7 separate regions of the Mus musculus genome follow, and regions 1, 2, 3, 4, 6 and 7 are each linked to region 5. The links are chromatin loops, found by intact Hi-C in ENCODE. Cell type or tissue: heart. All regions are shown on one strand. Region 1 holds the start of H2ac6 (H2A clustered histone 6). Region 2 holds the start of H4c9 (H4 clustered histone 9). Region 3 holds the start of H1f2 (H1.2 linker histone, cluster member). Region 4 holds the start of H1f6 (H1.6 linker histone, cluster member). Region 5 holds the start of H2bc6 (H2B clustered histone 6). Region 6 holds the start of H4c8 (H4 clustered histone 8). Region 7 holds the start of H4c1 (H4 clustered histone 1).

Region 1 (4,000 bases), 62 kb after region 5:
CCAAGGATCCAGGTTCTCAAACTTGAAGGAATCCCGAGCTGGACTCCTGACCAAACAGTAGTAGCTATGCACAGTGATATCAGACTTCGTAAGCCCAGCTTGCATGTAGTCACAACTATAGTTCCAGCACTTAGAGGGCGGAGGCAAGAGATTTCAGTAGTCCACAGTCATTCTCAGCTGCCCAGCATGTTTGAGGGCAGCCTGAGGTATAATGGACCCAGCATAAACAAACAATGCCATTCTTCTTCAGCAAGGCATGTTGACTCATGCCTGTACTCCTAACATTTGAGAAATGGTGGCAGAAACCTCAGGAGTCCAAGGCCAGTCTTAGTTATGTAGTAAGTACCCAGGCAGCTTGGGTCTCATGAGATCCGTTTCTCCCAAACCCAAACAACTCAGAAAACTCCTTTTTCATTTTCATTTTATTTTTTCTAAGCCCACAGCACCCAATATTCCTACGTGGCCTCCCATCGGAGTGTCAACTAGGCCTGACACTGCTTATCTTCTACAATCAGTCACATTTAGGTGGTATGATCATAGAACTTTTTTTTTTTTTTTCTCCTAGGGGGAGTCAATGTGATTTTTTCCTCAGCCCTTTATCTTCACAGTTTCTGGGCATCCGATCATTTTTCTTTTAGAATAACTGCTGGGGAAGGAGGAAGAAGCTGCCTGGGTTCTCCAGTATCAGTAAGACTGCAAGCACTAATTTCTGGTTAACACACACACACACACACCAATGGGCATGGTTGTGCATTGCCTTTATTCTCAGCCCTCCATAAACAGAGGCAGGCAAATATCTAAGTTCAAGGACAGCCAGGGCTATACAGAGAAACCCTGTCTCTAAAAGCAAGCCAGCCAGCCAGCCGGCCAGCCAAGCCAGCCAAGAACAGATTCGAAATCTGGGAACAACCAAGGAGCTTGCTTTAAAATGTAAAATTTTTGTAAAAATGGATAACGTTGGTAATTCATAAGAACTCCATGACTACCTGCATGTGAGTTAGAATGAGCTGCCATCATCAGAGAAACTCCTGCAGCAGATGAGGACAAACACAGACTCATGGTCGGACATAACGGAGTAGGTGGTAGGCTTATAGTACTAAAAACATACAACCTTCAGCTGGCTTACATTGACAAACATTAGTATTCGGCTTAGACCAGAAGTTCTGAGACCTTTGACTTTAAGCTGCCCAATCTATCAAATTCTAGGGGGTACTACCAATCTTAATAAAGTTTACTCTACAAAAATACTCCCAAGTAATTAAAACTGTTAACAATCAAGACCAGTCGTTACTATCTAGAGCCCACCAGATTAGGGTAGAAATTATCAATAGAGTATCCTGTTCAACTCTTCTTTTGAAAAAGTGGGGGCTCTGAAAAGAGCCTTTGGGTTTGAAGTTTCCGCAGATTCTGTTGCTTATTTCCCCTTGGCCTTGTGGTGGCTCTCGGTCTTCTTGGGCAGCAGCACGGCCTGGATGTTGGGCAGGACGCCGCCCTGCGCGATGGTCACGCGGCCCAGCAGCTTGTTGAGCTCCTCGTCGTTGCGGATGGCCAGCTGCAGGTGGCGCGGGATGATGCGCGTCTTCTTGTTGTCGCGGGCCGCGTTGCCCGCCAGCTCCAGGATCTCGGCCGTCAGGTACTCCAGCACGGCCGCCAGGTAGACCGGGGCGCCGGCGCCCACGCGCTCCGAGTAGTTACCCTTGCGGAGCAGCCGGTGCACGCGGCCCACGGGGAACTGCAGGCCGGCCCGGGAGGAGCGGGTCTTGGCCTTGGCGCGAGCCTTGCCGCCCTGCTTACCACGTCCAGACATAGTAATAGTGCTGTGTAAGTAACAGAACAGTAAAAACAAGTTACCAAGACTGTACAGACGCGGCAGCTTTTATAGTAGGTTCCTGGGTAGTAAACGCTACTACTTGATTGGTTACAAGTGAGCTCATTGATATAGCCAATAGAAAATCTGCTTCTGGAAACTTCATTTGCATAATCCCACCCATGAACCCACTACTTTTTCTTCTTCCAATTAGCTGAGACTGGTTCGAAATCCTTCATTAGCATAAACGCCCTATAAGTAGGAGAAGTCCGTTCCCAGCCCACACTGAGGTTCCTGTGTTTGGAAATCCGAAGATGCCTGAGCCTGCGAAGTCCGCTCCCGCCCCGAAGAAGGGCTCCAAGAAGGCCGTGACCAAGGCCCAGAAGAAGGACGGCAAGAAGCGCAAGCGCAGCCGCAAGGAGAGCTACTCGGTGTACGTGTACAAGGTGCTGAAGCAAGTGCACCCCGACACCGGCATCTCCTCCAAGGCCATGGGCATCATGAACTCGTTCGTGAACGACATCTTCGAGCGCATCGCGGGCGAGGCGTCCCGCCTGGCGCATTACAACAAGCGCTCGACCATCACGTCCCGGGAGATCCAGACGGCCGTGCGCCTGCTGCTGCCCGGGGAGCTGGCCAAGCACGCGGTGTCGGAGGGCACCAAGGCCGTCACCAAGTACACCAGCTCCAAGTGATCCTGCCAAGTAAGCCTCCGTAGCGAATTCCAAAGGCTCTTTTCAGAGCCACCCACTTTCTCAAAGAGAGAGCTGTGGTAGAACAGTGCGTTCAGTTTTACCCAGAAGCAGATGACAGGTGCTTATAAATCTTAAAGGCAGTGGGATACTTTTAGCTTAATTTCAGTCTTGGTTACATTTAGCTACAACCATTTTGTTGGGAGAAAAAAAAAAAGCCTTGCAAACGTCACTTCCGGTGAGGCGGACTTGAGTCCATCAGAACAAAGTTGTAGGACAGGAGTGACAGACTTTGAAGAGGATAATTGTTGCCATTAGGAAGTTTGTCTTTTATAAGTTGTAGGTTTTACTTTGGAAAGAAGTGGCTCCAAGACTGATGTTAAACATGAGGGGTCTGTAACAAAGGACAGGCTTTTCATTTGTAGATTTAATATCAGATTACCGAGCTATCTAGCATGAAATCTTAGACCAGTATCTTGGTAGAGTATTCTAAAATATGACCTGGAATTGTCAAACTTACGGCATTGAAGTTCTGGTAAAAGACGGAACTGAATTGTTCAAATGCAAATGCAAATGTATCACTTTACCGTACTTTGGCCATACTAAATTTTCATAGTCCAAGTGACGTGAAAGTTTAGAGAAATGAGAAGATCCGAAGCAAGCAGTGGGGAGAGGCTGAACTGGAAGGACTTAATGCAAGAAATCCCAAAACGAACGCCGTTGCTGTGTCTGTTGACTTAACAATTCAAAATATAAGGACTTCAGAGTCATTAGCGGAGTTTAGTCCTCTGCTTGTCCAAATGAAAGGCGAATATTTCCATCACCCTAGTTGCCCCCTGAACAAACTTGGCCATAAATACTGGCTCGCTTCTTCCGGCCCCACTTATCTAAGCCTTTGTCTTGCCTGTTCGAAGAAACAGTACACTTGCTCTCTTCCCCACAGAAGTTAACAGCATGCTATCATCTACATCATTTATTTCTAGAAGCTGTGCCTAGATATGGTTTAGGATTACATTATGAGCTAGCAGTGTGGGGAACCTTTTCAGCCTTCTGCCGCCTTATGTCTCCTTAGTGCTGCAGCTTTGTTCTTGCACAACTCTCCTTTTTCTGGTTCGCATTTGGTTGAATTGTTGCCAAAATCCACAAATCAGGCTCAGAAGTGTATAAAAGGCTCCAGGGTTGAAGTAGATTGATACTTTTCATTTGACCAGCAAATCATTGGTGATTTTTTCACTTCTGCCTTTGGTGAGATTCATGTTGTTTCTTTGTTTGGCCTGTCCTTTTTTAATCTCCTTCCAAATTCTATGTCTCTGTCTCTTGGTCCCCCCCTTCTGCTCTGTGTGTGTGTGTGTGTGTGTGTGTGTGTGTGTGTGTGTGTGAGAGAGAGAGAGAGAGAGAGAGAGAGAGAAAGAGAGAGAGAGAGAAGAGAGAGAGAGAAAGAGCGAGCGAGAGAAAGAGCAAGAAGAAATCAGTGAAACAGCAGTATCTTGTCTCGACATTC
Region 2 (4,000 bases), 1.6 Mb before region 5:
TTGAGCTCTTAAATTTAGAGTTCTCCAATGAGATTCAGATTATGTAACTAAATTGTTTTGAACATAATATTAATCAGTTGATTGAATCTAGCACTTAAGTGAAAACTAACGAAAATAAAGCACAATTAAGCATTTGCTTTTTTTAGTCACATGCCACATTGTCTTTGTTGTTAAAAGCCACACAAGCCAGGTGTGTTGGCATACACCTTTAATCCTTTAGGAGGCCTTCCAGCACAGCCAGGGTAAACAAAACAAAAACAAAGACTGTATTATTTGACATTTAAAGAGCAGAGGTGACTTCAAAACATTAGGGCAGGATTCAAATTCTTCTGAAATAAGCAACTAAAGGAGTGGTCAGTGAAATGGGCTTGAACAGGAAAAATGGGGTAGGCAACGATAACGTGTTTTTTAACAAATAAATATAAAGGATACACATGTCTCAGGTAAGCTCCTCACAACCCTGAAGGACTGGGAAAGCAAACAAACAAGCAAGCAATTTCAACTGGCTCAGTGTTTGCCAATTGTTCCAAATTCTCCATTCTAAAACTACTACCATTACTAGCTTGAGAGATTAATAATCATAGTAGTCTATGGTAGTGACCAAATACCCTGTAACCCCAACTACTCTTTCTCAAGACAGGAGTTTCTCAGTGTAGTTCTCTGTATAGACCAGCCCAGCCTTGTGTCTGCCTACTGGAACTAAATGCGTGCAAAACCACCCAGTGGTTTTGCCTTTGTAATCCCAATTATGGACTGAACGAGGATGCAATTTTCAAGATAAGGGTAAAAAACCAGCTGTTTTCCATTGGTTAGCATAGAATACTTTTAATGTAAACAGAACCTCCATACAGCCCAATCCAGCCAAACCAAACATCTAGTTTGAGTTCATACACTATTTTCATCCCCCGAGAAAATTAACCTTCTGTCCCAAGCAGAAGGCTCTATTGGGATTCCCCTAAGTCTGCAGTAAATAGTTCTACAAAAGCTTAACACTGGCCAGGTCTTGTGGCGCACGCCTTTAATCCCAACACTCGGGAAGCAAAGGCAGACAGGCTTCTGAGTTCAAGGCCAGCCTGGTCTACAGAGTTCCAGGACAAAAAGAACACTGAAAAGCAACTTAGCTCTTTTGATTTTGTGGTGGCCCTAAAAAGGGCCTTTAAGTAGCATTGGAAGAAACTGAGCAGCTTAACCGCCGAACCCGTACAGAGTACGGCCCTGGCGCTTGAGCGCGTAGACCACGTCCATGGCGGTGACGGTCTTGCGCTTGGCGTGCTCCGTGTAGGTGACGGCGTCGCGGATCACGTTCTCCAGGAACACCTTCAGCACACCGCGGGTCTCCTCGTAGATGAGGCCGGAGATGCGCTTCACTCCTCCGCGCCGGGCCAGGCGGCGGATGGCGGGCTTGGTGATGCCCTGGATGTTGTCCCGAAGCACTTTGCGGTGGCGCTTGGCGCCGCCTTTGCCCAGGCCTTTTCCTCCTTTGCCACGACCAGACATGATGAAGACAAGATTGTACTGCTCTAAGACGAAGCAGATGGCTTTGTGGAGAAGGCCGGTCCCTCTTATAGGGAACTTGCGGACCGGAGTGAAAACAGAAACGTCAGGCGGAAGTGCCTGCGGGCGGGGGAGGGGCGCTCAGCAGCCCAGGAGCCTAGCGGCTCATTCATTTTATATAAGAACAAGTTTCTTCCACCTTTTAATGTGGCACATTCTTAAACAAGAAAAAGACTGTATAGGATGTAAGTGGAAAAGAAGCAGATCTCGTCATTCTCCCTTTATTTGCGGATACTTGGAATATCTTTTAATGAATCAATAAGATAGTGAGAAAAATCACTAATGGAATCACACAGCTAAAAAAAAAACCCAAAAAAACAAAAAACCTCTACAGTGTTTTAGTACGTGAACCATTTAAACTGCTGTTATTTCTGTTCTCATTTATCTTGTGACAGTCGCCTTAATGTATCTAATGTGATAGTAGCTTTGTAGAACAGGCTGGTCTCGAACTTCGAGATCCACTTGGCTCTGTCTCCCCAATGCTAGGATTAAAGGCTTGTTAGGATTAAACACATGGTTCAATATTTAAGTCACACAGGTCCAGAAATAATTCTAGCACAGGAAAACTAAACAAAATTATGTATTTAAGGTAACAAAAGATTATAAATGCTGGAGGAACTCCAGTTAGAAGTCTCAAAGAAACCAGATTTTACAGTGTATTTACCTGAGGTTTACAATGTTAAAACTACACGGGAGGTAGAGGATGGCTCTACAGGACACAAGGGAAAAGTGACTCTACTTGCTGAGATGCACACTATACAAACCCTCTCCTTTAAGAAACCTAAGGCCTAATCCTACTTAGTGACTTAATATTGAGTCTCTAGGGACAGCCCGCCCAAACCAGTGCCAAAGATGTGGTGGCCTAGTTTTCCTTGTGCACTGACTTTATGAATATAGACGCTGGCTCATTAACTATAGACGGCCACAAAATGTTTTCATTCTAATTCCATTCCATTCCATTCAGTGCAAAAACAAGTTACTAATGACAAACTGGAATTTAGCCTAACTTGCTAAAAAGGAAACCTACGGCGCTATGCCCGTGAGTCTGTTCAATTCCTTTCCAGAAAGCTAAGTGCTAAGCCCTTGTTAGGAAAGGTTAGGTGGCTCTGAAAAGAGCCTTTGTTGGCGATCAACAGTGCTTTGTATAAAGGGTTTTATTTCCCCTTGGCCTTGTGGTGGCTCTCGGTCTTCTTGGGCAGCAGCACGGCCTGGATGTTGGGCAGGACGCCGCCCTGCGCGATGGTCACGCGGCCCAGCAGCTTGTTGAGCTCCTCGTCGTTGCGGATGGCCAGCTGCAGGTGGCGCGGGATGATGCGCGTCTTCTTGTTGTCGCGGGCCGCGTTGCCCGCCAGCTCCAGGATCTCGGCCGTCAGGTACTCCAGCACGGCCGCCAGGTAGACCGGGGCGCCGGCGCCCACGCGCTCCGAGTAGTTGCCCTTGCGGAGCAGCCGGTGCACGCGGCCCACGGGGAACTGCAGGCCGGCCCGGGAGGAGCGGGTCTTGGCCTTGGCGCGAGCCTTGCCGCCCTGTTTGCCGCGTCCAGACATTGTAAAGATTAAACAGCCTTAGTGACAACTGTACGTTCCCAAAGAGCAAGAGCTTGGTCCTTATAGTTTTCTCTGGGCGCGAAAAGGAACGTTCGGGATTGGCTGCGTTCTTTTCATCTAGACCAATGGAAAGCGATTATAGCAACAAGTATTTTGATTGGGCCAAAGCCTATATGACGTCATCAAACCAATCACCCAATCATCATTTTGCTTTCCTAAGCTTTATTTGAATAAGGCCTCTTTAAAAGGGAAGAGCCGATCAGCTTCTGTGGTATAGCTCTACGTAGAGGTCCTGCTTCACTATGCCTGAGCCTGCGAAGTCCGCTCCCGCCCCGAAGAAGGGCTCCAAGAAGGCCGTCACCAAGGCCCAGAAGAAGGACGGCAAGAAGCGCAAGCGCAGCCGCAAGGAGAGCTACTCGGTGTACGTCTACAAGGTGCTGAAGCAAGTGCACCCCGACACCGGTATCTCCTCCAAGGCCATGGGCATCATGAACTCGTTCGTGAACGACATCTTCGAGCGCATCGCGAGCGAGGCGTCCCGCCTGGCGCATTACAACAAGCGCTCGACCATCACGTCCCGGGAGATCCAGACGGCCGTGCGCCTGCTGCTGCCCGGGGAGCTGGCCAAGCACGCGGTGTCGGAGGGCACCAAGGCCGTCACCAAGTACACCAGCTCCAAGTGAGCGCTCCAGGCTGACACCAAATCCAAAGGCTCTTTTCAGAGCCACGCACAATTTTTAAAGAGAGCTGCTGCATGTCTACTGCTAACTTATGTTTTTGGCGTTTGACCACAGCCAGGTTGGTATCTGAATACTGGTATACAGGGTAGTTACTTTGCATTACAGTAATTTTTTTTTTTGTCCTTTAATTTTAGTTGGTAGTTGTTACCCCTAGACCAT
Region 3 (4,000 bases), 120 kb after region 5:
AAGAATGAGAGCTGAATGAATCCTCAAAAATTAGAGATATAATTTATTATTGTACAATACAAACATAACTTTCAGGGTTATCTTTTCTATTGGAAGCAATGAATTTGCATCTACACCAGGCAAGCTTTATTAGTTAATTGCATTAAAGAGCTATGATTTGATTGATTCGGCTTGAAAGGCTATAAGTTAAAAAATTACAACAATCAAATGAACAAATCTAGGATTTTACAAATAATTTGACAATTTACAGTGACAGGAAAGTGAGCAAACTGGAGAGCTAGATCACACACAGCTATTTTCCTGGGGGAGATGGACAACTATCAGATGAGGAGGACATTCGTTCATTTCCCACGTAATCAGAGCAAGGTGACATGTTCTCATTTCTTTCATTGAAGCATATTGGTATGACGAAGGTGCTTGAGTTGTGTACTTTCAATAATGCCTTGCAATTCCCATTTCAAAGTCCACACAGGAAGGCAACTCTTAAAGTGGTTCTATTGCTAGCAATTAGTCCATCCCTAATCCCATTAGGCTGTTAATTCCCAGAGGACACAAGCCTAGGAGATGCTGCTTGCAAGTGCTAAACTAAGGTTATTACGTGAAACCACGCGGCCATTCTCAGTCTTATAAAATATGCTTTGTTTCACAAACATCCCTGAACTCAATTTGTATAACCTTGGGACTTTACCACGCTTTAGTGCTGACAAACTCATCACATGTTTTTATGTAGACATATACTTAAACAGAGATTTCTGATAAAATTAGGGGAACTTCCTTTGCCCCATGTATTAATTATACTAGCAGAGAGTTTATCTTGTATTTTCTCTAACAACAAAACCATGTTGTAGTTATTGAAATATGAAGCTGAAAACCTTAAGCTAACAAAGCAAAGTTGACTAGAATGCAGATTGCCATATTCCGAGGAACTGAGAAGAGATGACATACAGCTGTCCACTATAGATGACATGATAATTTGTACTTATCTTGTCTCTTATCTTATTGGTAAAATTGGTTACATTTTCTATTTCAAATATTTAGCTTGTTCAAATCTATGCCAAAGGTAACCTTTGGAAAGCCAGTAAGTTTACTGACATCTGCATCTCATAGTCTCCAAGTCTAGAAGGTCCTCCTGTACTAAGACAAACTATTTTCTAGATTAGAATTCCCGTGCACTGAAACTTATATCTGTATTGCTGCCAAATAAGCAACTAAATCCTCATCACTTTAAAAACAGATCTTTCAAAGACTCTAATTTGGCATTTGGGGGAGAGGAGGGCTCATATAGACTTTTAGGGTTCCTTTCCCTTCTTATTATCTTTATTCTTCAGAGCTAGACCCCTACCTTGCAAAACTCAGAGGGGAACCAGGAGCTTTAAAAATATAGCCCAAGGTCTCCCTTTATAGAAGTCAATGGGGTGCCCCGCCCCCACCAATGTAAAGCATTTTAAAGTCAGTGTCTTTAAATCAGATATTTAAGTCCTAACCCCCCCCACCACATTATACACCCCCAAGGCCTATGAACCCCCTCTCAATTTACCCCAAGTGTTTTATACTGGAAATCCCAGTCCTAGTCCATAGTTGTGGTGGGTCTGTAATCAGAAGTCACTAAGGACTTGTGTTACTTCCCTTGCGAAGAAACAGAATAATTGTGAAAATTTAGGCGGAAATCGTTTCATTTTTGTCCCTAAATTAAGGGAAGGATGTGCTCTATAATCCCTGAGAAAAAGAACTTTCAAGGGCAAAGGAGCGACCAGGTAATTTAGAAGAAAAACAGAAAGTGGTCTCTATCTACCCCGGACTTCCTTTGGAGTTGGGGGAATTAGGGACTCCTAGGCGCGTTGTCTTTAGGGATGAGGAAAAAATAAACATATATCCTGAAGCCTGAGACTTCTCGGATCCTTTACCGACCAAACTCGAGAGATTTGGTGCAAGATATTTTAATATTTTCTCCTTTTTGTGAAGTGTAACAAACACAAGTTGGGCGCAGCGCGGCTGCTCAGAGCTTGCCAGGCAGGCCGCTGGAGCACCAATCAGCGCGCGCCTGCGCTCTATATATACAGCGCCGGGCCCGCGCTACTCTATCGGCGTACTGCCACTAGTTCCTGACTTCCAGAGACTCATCATGTCTGAGGCTGCTCCTGCTGCCCCCGCTGCCGCGCCCCCTGCGGAGAAGGCGCCTGCCAAAAAGAAGGCCGCCAAGAAGCCCGCCGGGGTGCGCCGTAAGGCGTCCGGACCCCCGGTGTCCGAGCTCATCACCAAGGCTGTGGCCGCCTCCAAGGAGCGCAGCGGCGTGTCCCTGGCTGCGCTCAAGAAGGCGCTGGCGGCCGCGGGGTACGATGTGGAGAAGAACAACAGCCGCATCAAGCTCGGCCTGAAGAGCCTGGTGAGCAAGGGCATCCTGGTGCAAACCAAGGGCACCGGTGCCTCCGGCTCCTTCAAACTCAACAAGAAGGCGGCTTCTGGCGAGGCCAAACCCCAGGCTAAGAAGGCAGGCGCGGCCAAGGCGAAGAAGCCCGCGGGAGCAGCCAAGAAGCCTAAGAAGGCGACTGGTGCTGCCACACCCAAAAAGGCGGCCAAGAAGACCCCGAAGAAGGCGAAGAAGCCCGCGGCGGCGGCTGTGACCAAGAAAGTGGCCAAGAGCCCAAAGAAGGCGAAGGTCACCAAGCCCAAGAAGGTCAAGAGCGCGTCTAAAGCCGTAAAGCCAAAGGCTGCCAAGCCCAAGGTTGCCAAGGCCAAGAAGGTTGCAGCCAAGAAAAAGTAGGCTGCCTCCCCTAACAATCCAAAAGGCTCTTTTCAGAGCCACCACTCCCACTTAAGAGCTGTGACATTTGTGTGATTAATGAAGCAAGGTTGCAAGGGACTCGATCCCGGCAGCACTCGCTCCCCCGGTGGGATGGGTGGGGTTGCGTGTCCCACCTAGACTTGTTTGTGCTGGGCTGCTCAGGAAGTGCTATGGGCTGGAACACCCTCCCACGGCTGTCAGCAGCAGAAAGCAACCCTCGGCGCTAGTTCGTATTGGACTGCAAGGTGATTTGAAAGTTCCGCCCTGCTTGTGGGTTGGCTCACTCCGGCCCAGGACTCTAGTTCTTCGTTTGATTGGGCGCCATCCCGAAGTTTGAGCTTCCTGCCTGGAGAAACGCATCCGGGGCTTGTAGGTGGCTTCTATGCTCAGCCTCTTGTGGGGGTTAGCCTGGAAGTTTGGGAGAAGGTGGGGTGCTGGCGCCAACGAACTGCCTTCCTTAATATTAAAGACATGGGGTAGCTGCCGGAACGACTAGCCTGCACAGTTAAGTTGGACTCGGGACTGAGACGATTGCTTCTCGTACTTTCGGTTTGTTTGCCACAGCGATGGAGTTGTGGGTTGAACTGCGTCACAACCTTTTGTCAGCCATTTTTTTTTCAAGTTTTTTACCATTACCAATTACACTTGCTTTGCCTTATTTTGATCAGCATAGTTGTAGATTAACTTTGTTTTGCCTCAGCTTCCCGAAGCGCTTGCTTTATACGTGTGTGTCGTCACTGAAGATTGACCTTGTATGAATACTGAGGTTTCTTGGTAATGCTTTGTACAATCCAAAATGTTAAATTGGCTATCTGTTGAAAGTGTATGCTTCTAATAAAAAGCGTTTAGTTTTCATTCACTGTTGGACTCTTTCATACCCACAGTCTTTGAGAGATTCAGATTGCTGATTTGTTGCAGCCTGGATCATATTTCTGGTGTACCCTATAGTGAGATGTGAAACGTGCTTTTTGGAGACCTAAACCAGAAATTTGTTCAGTGGATCCAGTGTTGATTTCAGTGACCTAAGTGTTTAACGTGGGAAAGCCAGATCAGAAAGTAAAAATCCGTTTTCTCCCAGTGTTTTGAGCCCTCACTTTAAATGAGCGAACAGCTGTTTTAGTACAGAGCATGATAAATAGACCCATCTTCCCAATTCCATGCCCTCGGGACCGACTCTCTCGATTCTTCCCAGCTTTTATTTCATGTTTGTCATAGGTT
Region 4 (4,000 bases), 75 kb after region 5:
CGTCTAATTCCACAGTGAGACAGTCAAGACATCTGTGTTACTTCCATCACGTATATAAATAATTTCAGTGAGAATTAGGGCCTGCATAATTGATTTTCTTCACTAAATAGAAGCCACATATGTAGAAGACCCCTCCCAAGATGTTGGATACATTTTCTACTAAAAGTTACTTTTGAGTTAGCAAAGAAAAGAGAAAGTTTTCTTCTTCCTTTTGAATTTGATTGAAAATCAAGGACTTTTCCCACTAGTTCTGGCATGCAGGTACATTTGTCAACAAAGGGTAAAAAGTCGCGTGGAATCTAAGTCCCCGTGGGTCACCTGGTGTCATAACCTGAGCAATTCTGCAGTGAGCAGATATGCAAGATTCTACTTTTGGGGGGAAAAGAAACACAAATGCCCCTCCTCCGGGGGCGGGGGAGGCACCTGGGGATGCACCAATCACAGCGCGCCCTGCTCTATATAAGCGCCCCCCCCCCCCGCACGCCCCCACTACCCCATCACTGTTGGCTCTCCTTTAGTTTTCACTTGGTGTAGTTCTTGTCCAGCTCTTGACCATGTCGGAAACGGCTCCTGCGGCCTCAAGTACCCTTGTTCCAGCTCCTGTGGAGGAGAAACCTTCATCTAAAAGGCGAGGGAAAAAGCCTGGCCTGGCCCCTGCTCGCAAACCTCGGGGTTTCTCAGTTTCCAAGCTGATTCCTGAGGCCCTTTCCACATCGCAGGAACGGGCAGGAATGTCCCTTGCTGCCCTGAAGAAAGCCCTGGCTGCGGCTGGTTACGACGTGGAGAAGAACAACAGCCGTATCAAGCTGGCCCTCAAGAGACTTGTGAATAAAGGAGTCCTGGTGCAGACCAAGGGCACTGGCGCCTCAGGCTCCTTCAAGCTCAGTAAGAAGGCGGCTTCTGGGAACGACAAGGGCAAGGGCAAGAAATCTGCTTCTGCCAAGGCTAAGAAGATGGGCTTGCCCCGGGCCTCGAGATCTCCCAAGAGTAGCAAGACCAAGGCTGTCAAGAAGCCAAAGGCTACGCCCACAAAAGCTTCTGGGAGCGGAAGGAAGACCAAAGGGGCCAAGGGCGTGCAGCAACGTAAAAGCCCCGCCAAAGCCAGGGCAGCAAACCCCAATTCTGGGAAGGCAAAAATGGTCATGCAGAAGACCGATCTGAGGAAGGCAGCAGGGAGGAAGTGAGTTTCAAAGCCAGTTTTCAAAAACCCAAAGGCTCTTTTAAGAGCCACTTACATACTTCTTAAAATGGCCAAACACTTTGAACCAAAGTTAAGGTGGGCAGTTACTTCAGGTCGACCTGTCGTTGAAACCCTAGAGTAGAATCCTAGGGTCCCTATGTGTAGAATATTTCCAAATTTGGTTGTGTATTTGTGGCTTTACGCCAGAATAAAGGTCACCATTGAAACACACAATGTCTTTTATTCTAGAATAAAAGTCACCATTGAAATACACAATGGATGTATTTCATTCTAGAAACACCCTCATATCAAAGGAGATAGAGATAACGCCAGTAGGAGCTTCCACTCTGAAAAAATACTGAACTTACTCTTTCAAACAGCAGTAACTGGCATCCAGGCTTTCAAAGGACCACTATGAACCCAGATATTCAGTGCTTAAGCTAGAGGTTATATTTATTTTTCTTGAGTTGTATTTTTAGGATTTCCTCAGTGATGGATAAAAAAATAAAGCAAGCAGTTAGCAAAAAAACAGAACAACAACAACAACAACAACAACAACAAAACCCTAAAGTTTTTGCAGTTGTGCGATGTGTCAACAAAGATCTAATTTTGTTCTACTTTTAGAAAATAGTTCAATACTATTGATCTAACAGTTATTTTTGAAATGTTTTATGTATTTTATGAGAATAGCATGTAGGCTTCAGGAGAATGACAAAAACCATATTAAAAATTAAGGACTTCTTTATGAAAATGTTAGGGTTTGAGTTCAATGCCCCAACATAACAAAAAAAAGCACTGGGGAAGTCTGGGCTGAAGAACATAAACAAAACAAACAAAAAACAAAAATAACTCATCTTTTAAAGTGATCAAGTTTTATGGAGTGCCACAAATATTAAATTCACATTAAACTATTTTAGGCATTGGTATGAGGAATGACAAAAGATCATAGTAAGGTGGCTTGAGAGATTGTTCAGTCAAGAACACTTAATGCTTTAAAAGAAGTTTGTATATCAGAATACACAACAGCTGGCTCACAACAGCTTCTGACTCCAACTTCCTGGAAATAACGCCGCCCTCTTGTGGCAGATGGCAAACATGGCACACCCACAAGAATTTAAATTATCAAGCCACTGCACAACTAAACTGTATATAAACATACCATTAGGTGGTCCCTAATATAGATTATGTGTACTTAGGCCTTATTAATGGTATACAATTAATAACAGCTAAGCGTCTTCAGTTTCTGTAGTAATCAGCCTTTGCCTTGCTTAGATACAATGGTTCCTGCTCTCTCCTGAGCTTCTAGATGGCTCCAGAAGGGAATAAGCTCTTAAATGACCGGTATCAAAAGTGGATTGAGAAGTGACACGATCAGTGGAAAACCTTCAAATAATTCTAAAACAGTTCGTTCAGTATTAACTTCTGACAGTTCAAAATTATGGGCTTGTTATATTACCCAGTTAAACCTACAGGGTATATTCGGCTGCATGGCATAATTACTACCCACCACATAAGTATAGGACAGAATAACACTTAAACTACCTAGCAGGCTCGATTAAAGCTTCGGTAAGTGAACAACTCCTAGGAATTTGTGGGTGGCCCTGAAAAGGGCCTTTTGTTGACAGTGGAAATCGTTTGTTAGTCGATTAACCGCCGAATCCGTAGAGAGTGCGGCCCTGGCGCTTGAGCGCGTAGACCACGTCCATGGCGGTGACGGTCTTGCGCTTGGCGTGCTCCGTGTAGGTGACGGCGTCGCGGATCACGTTCTCCAGGAACACCTTCAGCACACCGCGGGTCTCCTCGTAGATGAGGCCGGAGATGCGCTTCACTCCCCCGCGCCGGGCCAGGCGGCGGATGGCGGGCTTGGTAATGCCCTGGATGTTATCACGGAGAACCTTACGGTGGCGCTTAGCGCCGCCTTTCCCAAGGCCTTTACCACCCTTACCACGTCCAGACATGGTTATGACAGCAGGGAGACAGCAATCGTCCCTTTAAATAGGCCTTCTGCGGACCTGGTTGAAAACTAGAGCGTTAGGCGGGGTTTCCGAATCCGGGTCTTGGAAGGGGGTGGAGAAAAAAGGATGCGTCATTGGAATCTGAATGTTTTCATTGGCTAGCAAGCCCCAGCTATTCTTTGCATGCGGTGTCTCTTAAAGACCACATTTAAATCCTGCAGAAAAACTTCATTCCCTCCTCCCCACCCCGACCCCATTCTTTCTCATGAAAGAAAGGCTTATTGGGGCCATTCCACAAAGCAGACATCCCCATTTCTCGTTTGCTTTTATTTCTGTCTTGTATTAAATTAGTTGATGGTTTCTTTGTGAGGACTCAGGTTAGATGTCCAAAACAGAGGTAAAATATGCCAAGACTGTCCCATGTCAGTAAAGTTTAATCTATTCCCGGCAGTTTTGTTTGGGTAGACATAAACATTGAAAAGGCATCTCAAATTGAGCACCCTAACTGCAAACTTCATATTCCCTATCTCGAGTCAGAGACCTAATGATTCCGTCTATCCTCTTTTTTAATAAAAACTGAGAAAGTCTACAAAAGAATAGTTAGGTTATCGGTTATCCTCTACCTGCTGTGATTCCAAGTTTGTTTCCCTTCCAGCCCTTATTAATCACAGCATGGCTTGCTCACCTTAAGAGAAGAAGTGTTTTGTAGAGCTGGTAATTACAGTACAGGGCTAATACTTGATTAAGGTCATTACAAAGTCTACAAGGTCCTGGTGAAGCTTGTGATATGATTAGTGATGTCAAAACAAGGCTAATCCGACCCCCGCCCCCCTTTTTAAAAAAAGGCAGAAGAGTAAGTAGCAGT
Region 5 (4,000 bases):
ACAGATTGAGAAAAAACAAACAAACAAACAAACAAACAAACAAAAACCAAAAAACCGCATAGTTTTAAGTTTAAGGATACTTGAAACAACAACAACTCATTTGTTGAAAGAATGCCTGGCTCTTTAAAGTCCTTGAAATCATTCGTGCAAATGCGCACTTGGTTTGTTTTCTTGGTAACAGGCTTGGTGCTCTGCCAGCTTCCTGGGCAATGCAGGAGAATGGCAGTCTGGATCAACTGAGATATGACGGTTACTCGCTTTTTGTAATGCGGCACGATGCAGGCAATGTGCTTTAAAATGTAATTGATGCCCATGGCCTTGGATAAGATGCTCATGTTGGGGCTCACCTGCTTCAGCACGTTGTACACTTGCTAGAAGCTCTCCTTTCAGTAGCGTTTGCGCTCCTTGTCCTTCTGTTTGTTGATGGCAGCTTCTAAGAATCCTTCTGTGGGGCAGGCTCGGACTTCGCCAGCTCAGGGATTGTGTAAAATTTAACTCCCTCCCTTGGGCACACTAAACATTTGGTAAAATACCTACTCCGTCACCAGTTAACACCACATTCATTTACATTACGCAGTATTCAAATGAGGTTAATAAGATTTCTTTCAGGATTGGGTTAGTTTTAGTGTTTCGTCACGAACAGGAACGTAAACGACACTTGAAGGTCTACTGTCTCATTGGCTGTCTTGTCACTTCGCTTTCACCAATCGGGACGTACGAATTAAACTGCACAAATCTGCTATAGCTAACCTATTTAAGCACGATCGCTATCAAACATGGGGGAACACAGAAAAAAAAGTACTCTAGTTGGGTTTGTATGCTTGATTTCAGCAGTCAGAACTGAGATGAGATGCGGGTGGGGTTGTCAGGACATCGATCCTGCTCTTTACGCACTGAATCGCTCAATGCTTAAGATTCTATCTCTAAATCATTCTGCTATCTCCCTTAAAAGTTATCGACGTGGCAGCCGGGAGTAAACTACTTCATTCCCATGGTCTCTAAGGGTCACTTGTGGGATATGAACTTACCCACCACCACCACACATACAGGAGATTATGTACAGACCTTCAGATAGCTAAGCTAGAGTTAACACCATTGCGCACACCCACATATCCCCAGCCTCCTCTGCTAAGCTCAGCCCACTAAGGTTTGTTCCCACCCTAACCACACCCCCTGTGAATGTGCAACAGCTCTTTTACTGAGAGTTGTGGGTGGCTCTGAAAAGAGCCTTTGGGTTGTTGGGCTTCTAAGCAGTTGGCCAAAGAAAATTTACTTTTTCTTGGCTGCGGTTTTCTTTGGCTTAGCTGCCTTAGGCTTGGAGGTTTTTGGTTTGGCCGCTTTAGGCTTTACCGTTTTCGCCTTGGCAGGGCTCTTGGGCGCCTTCTTAGCCTTAGTTGCCTTTGCCTTCTTCGGGCTCTTAGCTTTTTTGGCTCCTGCAGCTGCAGCTGGCTTCTTCGCTTTCTTTGGAGTCTTCTTGGTGCTCTTCTTGGCGGTGGCTGTCCCCGCAGCCTTCTTGGGCTTCTTGGCTGCGCCCGCAGGCTTCTTCGCCTTGGCCGCGCCTGCCCTTTTTGCTTTGGGCTTAGCCTCACCGGAAGCCGCCTTCTTGTTGAGTTTGAAGGAGCCGGAGGCGCCGGTGCCCTTGGTCTGCACCAGGGTACCCTTGCTCACCAGGCTCTTCAGGCCGAGCTTGATGCGGCTGTTGTTCTTCTCCACATCGTACCCCGCGGCCGCCAGCGCCTTCTTGAGCGCAGCCAGGGACACGCCGCTGCGCTCCTTGGAGGCGGCCACAGCCTTGGTGATGAGTTCGGACACCGGGGGTCCGGAGGTTTTGCGCTTCGCGCCACCTGCGGCCTTGCGGGCCTTCTTCTTGACGGGTGTCTTCTCGGCGGGGGCCGGTGCGGCGGGCGCAGCAGGCGCGGTCTCGGACATGGCGAAGCGTGTGAGGAGAGAGAACTCGAGCCGGAAGCAGAGGGACTGGCCAGGACTCGGGCCGCGGCGCTGCGCCCGCCCGTTTATATAGGGCGGAGCTGCGCCGTGATTGGTGCGCTGTCCAGCCCGCCTCGCTGGCAGCCGCGGAGTGTCCTCTCAGATGCGGAGTTGTGTTTGTTACACCTCAAAAAAAGCCAAAAATGTCAAAATTCCCTACATCGAATTGCCCGATTTTTAAAAAATAATGTTCCCCGAAGTCTCGGGCTTCATGCACATCTCAAAAAGTGAGCAAAGCATTAAGCCTTCTGCCAAAAACTTGCAATATTTCCTGCGGTGTTCAGCAAATTTCAACTCAGAGAAACAAAACTTTCTATTTTCTTCGTAAATTATAAACTGATCTTGGACTGTACAGTTTTCTGACCCATCAAAGACGATTCTCCAAGTGGTTAGCTTCTTGTGTAGCCCAAAACCTTGCCTTTGGCATTATGATTTTTATTACAAATCTGCACTTAAGTGAAGGAAGTAACACAGGCTCCTCCGAGAGTCCTGCCTATTGAGCAGAGGGCATTTGAGTTCATCAAACTGGTTTAGTTCAATGCTTAACAGATTATTTACCATTTTGAGTTAAATTCTTCTCTCATAGGCCATGAGTCTATATATCTATGGTTTTATTTCTGCCGCTTCTCCTAAGTTTTAAAATAATTTCTTAGTATAATTCTTTTCTTTCTGTTCCCATGGGTTGGGGGCGGGGCTGTTGCTTTTCTATTTCTCTGGACAAACTACTCCTTTGGGTTGAGGTACCTCAAATTCAGAGTACTGGGGTCGGGGGAGAGTACAAAACATACTTATGGTGCAGACATAAAAATGACTAATTTCCAAGAAACATATAAATGCTGTTTTCAACGTCTTTGGAAATGAAGGTGGGATTTACTTTGAGGAATTTCTCTTGGGTCTTGCATAGTTCTTCTGACATGTTTTAGGACTAAATTGTAATGTGGTATATTAAAACTAGATAACTGAGCCATTGATCAAGAGAAACACACATGAGAAATATAGCTCAGAACATCTCTACTGCCTTCGTTACAGAATCCTAGCCCCGTTACTGAACAGCTGTTCTCCATATATGGCTACTCCTTATGGAAACATGGGAATAATGTTTCGTGGATCTCCTCAGGGTAAATGAGGGGTTAAGATTTAATCTTAGAATCATATTTGAGAAGACATTCAAACAGATTCAAAGACATGCCTTGAAGGTGTTAAATGGGTTGTTTTATTTATGTAGCTGTTCAACCAAGGTAACGACTAGGAGATCAATGATAATCCAGTGTCAGTAATTATTTCTGGGATGTTTGGTTGGAATTATATTCAGAAATTACAAGACTCCCACTACAGAGACAAGATACATTGTTATATTATAAAATAGTATATTATACAATAGTATAAGATACAATGTTTACAATAGTGTAAGATACAATGTTATGTTATACAATAGTATAATGTGATGGCTTTTGTTTTGTGATACAATTGTCTCTAACATCACATTATCAATTCTACTATCCTAAACCTCCACACACAAAAGCAATGCAAACAGAGGAACTCAGCAGTTCAACACAGTGTCCATGAGGCATTTTTAAGATCTTGTGGTATTATCTTTAATGATGAATTTTATATAAAAGTGATTCATATTATCAGTATTTCTATGCTATAATGTATATTTTCACCTTCATGTATTAACAAATGCAAACTTTGGTATTCATTAAAACTCTGAGCCAGAGCAGAGAAACTGTATGGGTGTTTGATATTGAAAAGTGGGGATTTAACCCCTTTTTGTTAATAACAAAAAAAAAAAAACTTCCTGCAAATGGTAGAACACATTAGTATTTGCTCTCCAATATCTTTTTTTTGGTTTCTTGTTTCTCATTGAGTTCAAGATGGGGGCAGGGATTAAACTCCCTGAATTTCGAGACAATTCGAGTCCTCTATGCTTTCCCCTTAAACTGCTTGCTTGGCAGAGAAGGCAATGAACCTTGCCTATCATTAAATCAGGTACTTTTTTTTTTTTTAAATAATG
Region 6 (4,000 bases), 92 kb before region 5:
CTCTAGCTGTTTGCCTGGAAGATAAGTCTCAGTGACCTGTTCTAAAACTGAAGAGCCCCGTGTGACTGTTTGTTACTATATGACTAACTATTATTATTATTTTTGCTTCTGTAACTGGCTTACACAGATACCCAAAGATGGCATTGAGTTGGCTTAACCACTTGACTTGGCAGAACAGAACAGCTTTTGCTTGCTTGTATAGATATTAAAGGTCTTGTTATTTTCCCCCTTGAAACTCCTCTTCCCATAGCCTTCCTTCATGGCAATCTCACAGTTAGCTCAGAGATTGTATGTATTGCACTTTGTAATTATAATCAGATTGACTGTATGGTCTTTCCCCAGTGGCTGCACACTCCATAACACTGGGGCAAGGCTATGGGAGCAGAACTTCTCTATTTAATGTTCAGTTCTGTGGGTAAGGGCCATGGTAATGACCCTTAGCCATACACTGAAAATGACAATTCGGGAATGTCCTCATAGCTCCTGGGTAGTAATTTTATTCTCCATCCCTGAAGCAGGGAGTGACTGTGACCCATGCTGGCAGTGTACTTAATGTAGCATTTAATTTATGACCAGTAAGCATGTGGTCACCAGGCAACCAGTTCCCTGGAACTATTCGAACTCCTGTTGAACAGACAGTACTAGACTGCCATAGCTGATGCACACTCCTGTGGCTTTCAGCTGGAGTGATGGATGTCTGACACCATGGAGGAGAGGACAAGAGAGCCTTCTCCAGTCTTCTCCTTCGTGACAGTCTTTTCCTGTATTGTAGTCTTTCCTGTAATCCTAACTACACACGCATGTAGTTACGGAAGGACTTCCCCAAGTCACTGAACTGGTGGGTAGTTATGGGGCTGAGATCAATTTTATTCTTGCAGCTCATAAAGTAGTTCTTAAAAAAAATTTTCACTTTTTTTTTTTTTTTTTTGGTTTGAAGCAAAAAAAAAAAAAAAAAAAAAAAAGGCTGATCTTTACCTTTAACCCCCTCTGAGAAGAAATAAAGTCTTCCATCTCTACAGCCTAACAGGAGAGAGGCCTTTGGATTTCTGTTTTCTGATCCAGTGAAAAACTATTTTAAGAAGACACAGTACAGCTTGTTGGCAGAGGCAAGAGGAGCATTTCAAGGTCACTCAAAACAAAGTAACCCAAAATATCTGTACTGATTCTAGACTACTTACTATGTTTTTTTTGTGTTTTAACTTCTAGGACAGTGTGACATATAAAATTTGAACAGGAATCTTTACTGTGAGAGAAATAAAAAAAGACAGTGAGTACAAAACTTGAAAAATAAGCGTAGAGAATAGCAATAGCTTAGCAAAGATTTATCTTTGTGAAAGTGGAGACTAATGTCGGTAGCAGAAGTGGTTTTCTCAGTCAGACTTCAACTGAAGACCCCCACATCCTCCCTTAACTACACACACTTTTCTCAAAACACTACCTATTGTTGTCAAGATTAAGACTCTAGTAATTGCAAAGAATATCTATAGGGACTGATCAATGAATGTATTCCTACCACCAGACCCTTGAAAAATAAGGCTTTATGAATTATGTATAGAAGAAACTGAGCTCTGTTCCTCCACTCTTACACTTGTATTCACCTTCGTGTAGTGATTTTAGGTTTTATTGGGCAAAATAAATCTGACTTATTACCAAGAGAACACATGAGTTACCACTTGAGCGTCCATGTAAAAGTTCCAGTTCCGTTTTGCAGAGATCGATTTACCTCACGAACTTAACTTTAGGAGGAGGGAAAAAAGAAAAAAAAAAGTCCAGATAGCAGAGGATGGTTTCGATCCATCGACCTCTGGGTTATGGGCCCAGCACGCTTCCGCTGCGCCACTCTGCTACTTAAAGAGAGCCTTTCAAAATATTATACTTAACTTTATTTGCAGTTGGTGTTTCTCTACTTCATACAAAGGCCTGCAGGAAGGCACCTTCTAATTTTTGTCTACCTAAAGGCTAATATTTGTTGGGAATAATGTCGCTAATGAGTCAAAGAGAAAGCAAAATTTGGACTAGATCAGTAAACATTAACATACTAGTAAGTAATTCGACAAAGGAGAAAACAATACAGCGCGTCTTAGTGACCAACCACGCATTTACCTGCGCGAAGAGTTTGGGATCAGGTTTGTCCTTAAGTCGAGATAGTGGAAGAAATGGTGCTATTTTCTCCAGTGTTTAGTCCTTTACAGCCGAAAATAAAAACATGGGAAGCGAGACCTCCACATCAGTATTTGTGATCGCTTGGCTCACCAAAGATCTCCTGTCTTTCTAAATTTGTTACAAGTGACAAATATGTATTGCTAAAGAAACTGTTTAGTCTGAACTCGTTAAAATGGCCGGGAAGTCCGGAATGGGGACAAAGGACCCAGCTCAAGGAGCGAGTACAACGAACGTTGGTGACGTCACTAGGCATTGCCCATGCCAGGGGCGGGGCCATTGCAGGGGGTTTCAGTCTTCAATCAGGTCCGAAAACACTGCATATAAGTAATGTGCCTGTGCCTTCCACTCTGTTGAGGTTTTTTCTTCAGCAAGTACACCATGTCTGGTCGTGGCAAGGGCGGTAAAGGTCTTGGCAAAGGCGGCGCCAAGCGCCACCGCAAAGTGCTGCGTGACAACATCCAGGGCATCACGAAGCCCGCCATCCGCCGCCTGGCCCGGCGCGGGGGAGTGAAGCGCATCTCCGGCCTCATCTACGAGGAGACCCGCGGTGTGCTGAAGGTGTTCCTGGAGAACGTGATCCGCGACGCCGTCACCTACACGGAGCACGCCAAGCGCAAGACCGTCACCGCCATGGACGTGGTCTACGCGCTCAAGCGCCAGGGCCGCACCCTCTACGGATTCGGCGGTTAAGCGAATCTTGCTTCTGACCTACAAAACCAAAGGCCCTTTTCAGGGCCGCCCACATTTTCTTATTAAAAGAGCGAACATGTGTTTTACGTTTTGAAATGATTGTGCAACGTTAGCAGCGTTGTGTAAGTACGTTAATCGACTCACTATTCAGGTATTTACAATCCAGGTTGGCAAATTCTTAAATTATATTCGGGCAGCGTGCATTTATTGAAGTAGGAAGTATAAAGTTTTTTGTTTATATGGTGCAGGTTGCAAGGACAAAGCGCGAGAGCTAGCGGCTGCGCAGTTTGGGACTAGAGCGTGGGGCGGGCCTGAGTGCACAGCACCGACGGTGGTTGGCTGTTTCTGTGCTTTGGAGCGTCTGCGCAGACTGCGGAAATCCGGCGTGTCCTGGAGACCCATGCAGTGTGGGCTTTTCTGGCACTCACGGTGGAGAGGTGTTTACTAAAAAAGGAATGTTTCATTAAGGTTGGGCATTAGATAAAGTATTAAAAAACTGGTAGTTCTAATATGCAACTTTATGGGAACGTCCCGATTGTTAACATGTAGGAGTGCATTCGTGATGGATGTTTTAATAAAATCTAAGTCAGTATAGGCAGTTTTGATATTTTCGATGTGGTCTAAGTGTATCTTCAGGAATTTGGTTTCAGCCAAGAGTGATAAGATTTTAGAGTACTGTACACCGAAAGTTTGGGGCTAAATGTCTCCAAAAACAAAACAAAACGAAAACAAAGAAACCCCCCAAAAGTCAAAAGAAAAACTCGACAGAAAAGATGCTTTTCTTCATGGCCAGCAATCTACTTGTATGATTATACTATGAAATCACAGAAATTCAGGGTGTTAATGTGATGTTTATTTAACACTTTGTGTGTGTTACTAGGTGAATGAACAGTTTACAGGATTTTGGGTCTCCTTCCACCGAGGGATCCAACTCAGCTTAACAGGTTTTGCAGAAATACTTTTCCTCATTGTTCAGCCTTCTGACTGTTTCTCGTCATCGTCATCATGATACCACCACCACTTTTTTTTCTTTTTCTTTTTTGAGACCGTGTTTCTCTGGGTAGCACTAGATGCCCTTGAACTCTGTGGACCCGGCTGGCCTCGAACTCCAGATATACCCTTGCCTCTGCCTCCCGAGTGCTGGGAT
Region 7 (4,000 bases), 140 kb after region 5:
CTCCTGAAACTTTCCAGGATGTATTATCCATGAATTATATGCATTAGTTTAAGATGAAGCTATGCTGAATAGTTCATTTTTCTACCAGAAATTCACGGTTGGAAAACAGGAATTCCCAAATCAAGGAGAGATACTTAGACCTAGCTAATAGCGACAGGATGAGGTTCAAAACTCTCCTTTTTAAATGATGACTAAAATAAAGACAATCGAAAGAAAAAATACATAGACAACAAAACCACAAGAAGATGAAGATGGAGGAGGAAGGCAAAAAAGTGCCAGCAAGCTGGGTGTGGTGGTAAACAGTAATGCTAGAACTTGGGTGAAGGATCAAGTTGTCTAGGCCATTCATTGCAGGAAAAGTTATTTTCCTATTTTCAGTCACAAAGTGAGCTCACATCCCCTTCACCTGTGCTCTCAAACTGTCACTGCTTCACCCCAAAATTGTAGCAGCTTTCCTCAATCTGCCTACACTGGCCAATCACATTAACAAAAATCAGACTACAGGAAGCTATTCCAAGAACACCCCTGCCTTTACCAACCTTGGCCACGGGGTGAAGCTGTAAAGGGGGTCATGAAATGGAAGCTACTATACTTACACGGCATTAGAGTTCTCAAATACAATGCCATTTATCTTAGTTGTGTAATCACCATGTTAAGACATGAATCCGCTGGGACTCTGCCTGTTCTGAGAAAGAGAAACAAAACAAAACAAAAAACAATTTTTGCCATTGCATTGTTGGCAAAAAGGCCACATCTCAGGGCAAATGGTTGAGAATTATGAGGAATGTTTAGTTCTGCCTTACATGGACTTTACTTGAACCCCGCCCGGACTTACAGACGTTTTTAATGTGGTTAGATGAGAACCATGCTTAACTGCTTTCCTATCCCTCACTCAGGCTTTCCTCAAGGAACAGAGTTTAGCTGCGCACACTTAATAAGGCAGTATTTCTTTTCCAAGAAAATGGTGCAAACTTGACCTTACAATTCTCCAAAGGCACTCAAGGTTTATTTACTCAATTTCTCTATATTCTGAGATGCCCAAGCTGTTAGGTGGTTCAGTATTACAGCGCTTTTTCAGGGAATGTGGGCGGCCCTGAGAAGGGCCTTTGGTTAGAAAATACAAATTAAAAAAGTCTTAGCCGCCGAATCCGTAGAGGGTGCGGCCCTGGCGCTTGAGCGCGTAGACCACGTCCATGGCGGTGACGGTCTTGCGCTTGGCGTGCTCCGTGTAGGTGACGGCGTCGCGGATCACGTTCTCCAGGAACACCTTCAGCACACCGCGGGTCTCCTCGTAGATGAGGCCGGAGATGCGCTTCACTCCCCCGCGCCGGGCCAGGCGGCGGATGGCGGGCTTGGTGATGCCCTGGATGTTATCGCGGAGAACCTTACGGTGGCGCTTAGCGCCGCCTTTGCCCAGGCCTTTTCCTCCCTTGCCGCGACCCGACATGTCTTAGGAAGAATGGAAAATGGAGTCAGAGCTGAGAGTCGGTCCTTTATATAGCTGCTTGGCCTTGATCTCCCACCCCCAACAGAATCACACAAACGAAAACCCGCCCGCCGGACGGTGACGTCATAAACCCCGCCAATAAGACCTGGCGGGAAAGAACCGAAAGCGCCCGGGCGGGAAAGTGACGTCACAAATCCCTCCCATCAACCATGCCCCGAAAGCGCGCCGGCGGGAAAATGACATCACAAACCCCGCCCCTCAGCCAAGACCCGAAAGCGCGCCGGCGGGAAAGCGACATCACTGATCCCTCCTCTCAGCCATGCCGGGAAAGACGCAAAAGCCCGCCGGCGGGAAAGTGACTTCACAAATTCCGCCCCTCAGTCACGACCAGAAAGCGCGCCGGCGGGAAAGTGATGTCACATATCTCGCCCATCAGCCCCGCCCCGAAAGCCGGACGGCGGGAAAAGTGACATCACAGACCCCTCTCTGGATCGGAGCCCTATAAGGACCGAAAGCCTGCGAGTAGGTCACGTCAGAGATCCGACCTGTACACTTTACGCATATTCCACGGGTAAAACCAGACAATCAGTTGACCTATTTTGTACTTGATATCAACTTTGGGCTGTTATAAACTCAAGTTTTGGGGAATATCCACCGTTATAGACACTAGGGAATATATAGGTTCGTTTAAGGATGGAGTAAATTACAGCCATTTTACTTGAAATCGTGTGTGGCTCTGAAAAGAGCCTTTGGTTAATTCCGTAGAACTGTACGGAACTGTACAATTACGCCCTCTCCCCGCGGATGCGGCGGGCCAGTTGGATGTCCTTGGGCATGATGGTGACACGCTTGGCGTGGATGGCGCACAGGTTGGTGTCCTCAAACAGACCCACAAGGTAGGCCTCACAGGCCTCCTGCAGAGCCATGACGGCCGAGCTCTGGAAGCGCAGGTCGGTCTTGAAGTCCTGCGCGATCTCGCGCACCAGGCGCTGGAACGGCAGCTTGCGGATCAGCAGCTCGGTCGACTTCTGGTAGCGCCGGATCTCGCGCAGCGCCACGGTGCCGGGACGGTAGCGGTGAGGCTTCTTCACGCCGCCGGTGGCCGGGGCGCTCTTGCGGGCGGCTTTGGTGGCTAGCTGCTTGCGCGGGGCCTTGCCGCCGGTGGACTTGCGAGCGGTCTGCTTAGTACGAGCCATAGCAAAAACTAGAAAGCAAGCTGGTGAGCACTTGGAGATGGTGAGTTCAGAACTACTATTTATAGTATGCAAAGGATAGTGATTGGATGAAAATACTGGTTATCTGTGACGTTTAAGACTCTGATTGGTTTATGTTTAAGAACTGCAGTTGAGGCTAAGGTAGTCTGCCGCGGTACTTATTTTTGTATGTGTGTGTTTTAAAGTAAATGGAATAAAATTCCAGTGACTGTTATCTTCTACAGCACATCTGCTTCCAAACACATTGCAGCTTGGACTTAGTGGCATTGAAGAATAGAGAACAATCTTGTTATCTTCATTATTGAAATGTAACAATGTGACTTCTACATTGAAGGAGAGTAGGCCAGATTCTACCTTTTGATTGGTTTACTGCCTTTCGTAAATAGCCACTAAAACAGCAGATTTAGAACTCTTCATTTGCGTGGAAAGTCTCCATTTTGTTGCAACCCACACTGTAAAGAAATGGAGAGAAACATGGGAGTAAAAGTACAGACGTCTGACTCGGGTTATTCTGAGCATTTCTTCATTAAATGGCTGTACTTGTATGGATGCTTTGAGTTCTTGCATTTGGAGCTTGAATTTTCAAAATACTTTCACGCATTTTTGGCCAGATATCACTGATACGTTCGAAAACAATTTTTTAACTATAAACTATAGAAATCGTCATACCATGTTAGGATTGCACTTTTAAATTCTTTAAAAAAAAAAATGGGCAAGACTTTCCCAGAGCTATTGTGTACTTGCATATCCTGGGAAAAGTCGTGTCCTGCCTTTTCTCTTTTTATTTGAGCCACTACTGGCTCACAATATGAAATCACTGTCGCAAGCTGACACTCCTTAAAAGAACACTAAGCCTCTTGCATAACTAAAATATAAAGTAACGATACATTGCTCCCATTACTGCCAAGAATCAATACTGAAACCCGCAGAGAAGGCCCACAAGCTGGCTTTCTGGGTTTTAATTGACTAATTTACAGCCACCTTTCACTAGTTGAGCTCCTTTTTGATAGGCATCTACCACTTTCTGATGATAAAACAGGAGAGTACAAGGAGAATCTGCTGTGGTTGAAATTCCACCTCAAGCAGCCAGCCGGAGAAGTTTTGAGGCCGCCTCCTCTACCTGCAAAAACACGAAGCTAGGTCGGTGGAATCGCAAAGGAGTTAGTTTCTGAAATCTTGCAGGCAGACAGGCGCACGGGAGGCGGGGCCTTAGGGTCCAGGGGGCGGGCGTTAGCATTCACCAATCACAGCACAGCACTGCTCTATAAATACTCCGTGCAGGGGCCTTGTCTTTCTACTTCTTTTCTTCGTCTTGGGTATAGCTGTTGTTTATTCATCA

What was found. A loop is a pair of places that touch in the nucleus more often than their neighbours do. Peaks named below come from ENCODE experiments on the same cell type or tissue, not always from the same donor. Only the 100,000 strongest peaks of a DNase experiment are listed, where the experiment ranks them.
Region 1: a loop joins it to region 5, with 7 times the contacts of the local background. A loop is called at or near these places in 30 of 42 quality-filtered maps.
Region 2: it touches region 5 in a loop (6-fold over the local background); 8 of 42 quality-filtered maps call a loop at or near these places.
Region 3: it touches region 5 in a loop (4-fold over the local background); 19 of 42 quality-filtered maps call a loop at or near these places.
Region 4: a loop joins it to region 5, with 8 times the contacts of the local background. A loop is called at or near these places in 28 of 42 quality-filtered maps.
Region 6: it touches region 5 in a loop (6-fold over the local background); 3 of 42 quality-filtered maps call a loop at or near these places.
Region 7: a loop joins it to region 5, with 3 times the contacts of the local background. A loop is called at or near these places in 3 of 42 quality-filtered maps.

The regions. Positions count from the first base shown.
Region 1 is chr13:23,682,111-23,686,110 of GRCm38, forward strand. It overlaps H2ac6 (H2A clustered histone 6), which reads right to left and starts at 1,849. Exons shown (of 1, transcript NM_178189.5): 1 at 1,363-1,849. The coding sequence starts at 1,807. The coding sequence ends at 1,415. It overlaps H2bc4 (H2B clustered histone 4), which reads left to right and starts at 2,089. Exons shown (of 2, transcript NM_023422.3): 1 at 2,089-2,511. The coding sequence starts at 2,122. The coding sequence ends at 2,502. In heart, no CTCF peak of the experiment used is centred here; DNase peaks (open chromatin) are centred at 1,991 and 2,581; H3K4me3 peaks cover 3,237 bases; H3K27ac peaks cover 3,569 bases.
Region 2 is chr13:22,039,827-22,043,826 of GRCm38, forward strand. H4c9 (H4 clustered histone 9) reads right to left here and starts at 1,536. Exons shown (of 1, transcript NM_175656.3): 1 at 1,134-1,536. The coding sequence starts at 1,497. The coding sequence ends at 1,186. H2ac11 (H2A clustered histone 11) reads right to left here and starts at 3,123. Exons shown (of 1, transcript NM_178186.3): 1 at 2,652-3,123. The coding sequence starts at 3,101. The coding sequence ends at 2,709. H2bc11 (H2B clustered histone 11) reads left to right here and starts at 3,372. Exons shown (of 1, transcript NM_178198.3): 1 at 3,372-3,832. The coding sequence starts at 3,404. The coding sequence ends at 3,784. In heart, no CTCF peak of the experiment used is centred here; DNase peaks (open chromatin) are centred at 1,545 and 3,205; H3K4me3 peaks cover 3,758 bases; H3K27ac peaks cover 3,392 bases.
Region 3 is chr13:23,736,727-23,740,726 of GRCm38, forward strand. It overlaps H1f2 (H1.2 linker histone, cluster member), which reads left to right and starts at 2,081. Exons shown (of 1, transcript NM_015786.3): 1 at 2,081-2,805. The coding sequence starts at 2,123. The coding sequence ends at 2,761. In heart, CTCF peaks have their summits at 2,138 and 3,050; DNase peaks (open chromatin) are centred at 2,085 and 3,045; H3K4me3 peaks cover 2,507 bases; H3K27ac peaks cover 3,561 bases.
Region 4 is chr13:23,695,312-23,699,311 of GRCm38, forward strand. It overlaps H1f6 (H1.6 linker histone, cluster member), which reads left to right and starts at 500. Exons shown (of 1, transcript NM_010377.3): 1 at 500-1,234. The coding sequence starts at 555. The coding sequence ends at 1,184. H4c3 (H4 clustered histone 3) reads right to left here and starts at 3,147. Exons shown (of 1, transcript NM_178208.2): 1 at 2,773-3,147. The coding sequence starts at 3,138. The coding sequence ends at 2,827. In heart, a CTCF peak has its summit at 2,271 (motif pointing left); DNase peaks (open chromatin) are centred at 2,270 and 3,190; H3K4me3 peaks cover 2,252 bases; H3K27ac peaks cover 2,889 bases.
Region 5 is chr13:23,620,569-23,624,568 of GRCm38, forward strand. H2bc6 (H2B clustered histone 6) reads right to left here and starts at 526. Exons shown (of 2, transcript NM_001177653.1): 1 at 348-526. H1f4 (H1.4 linker histone, cluster member) reads right to left here and starts at 1,990. Exons shown (of 1, transcript NM_015787.4): 1 at 1,209-1,990. The coding sequence starts at 1,929. The coding sequence ends at 1,270. In heart, no CTCF peak of the experiment used is centred here; DNase peaks (open chromatin) are centred at 333, 703, 1,143 and 1,963; H3K4me3 peaks cover 2,837 bases; H3K27ac peaks cover 2,824 bases.
Region 6 is chr13:23,528,574-23,532,573 of GRCm38, forward strand. H4c8 (H4 clustered histone 8) reads left to right here and starts at 2,471. Exons shown (of 1, transcript NM_153173.4): 1 at 2,471-2,905. The coding sequence starts at 2,542. The coding sequence ends at 2,853. Gm11335 (predicted gene 11335) reads right to left here and starts at 2,355. Exons shown (of 2, transcript NR_167693.1): 1 at 2,104-2,355. n-TMcat9 (a tRNA gene) reads right to left here and starts at 1,846; the gene lies at 1,775-1,846. In heart, no CTCF peak of the experiment used is centred here; DNase peaks (open chromatin) are centred at 1,908, 2,458 and 3,188; H3K4me3 peaks cover 3,362 bases; H3K27ac peaks cover 3,371 bases.
Region 7 is chr13:23,759,711-23,763,710 of GRCm38, forward strand. H4c1 (H4 clustered histone 1) reads right to left here and starts at 1,539. Exons shown (of 1, transcript NM_178192.2): 1 at 1,085-1,539. The coding sequence starts at 1,447. The coding sequence ends at 1,136. It overlaps H3c1 (H3 clustered histone 1), which reads right to left and starts at 2,676. Exons shown (of 1, transcript NM_013550.5): 1 at 2,175-2,676. The coding sequence starts at 2,643. The coding sequence ends at 2,233. H1f1 (H1.1 linker histone, cluster member) reads left to right here and starts at 3,958. Exons shown (of 1, transcript NM_030609.3): 1 at 3,958-4,000. In heart, no CTCF peak of the experiment used is centred here; DNase peaks (open chromatin) are centred at 1,651, 2,321 and 2,631; H3K4me3 peaks cover 3,519 bases; H3K27ac peaks cover 3,791 bases.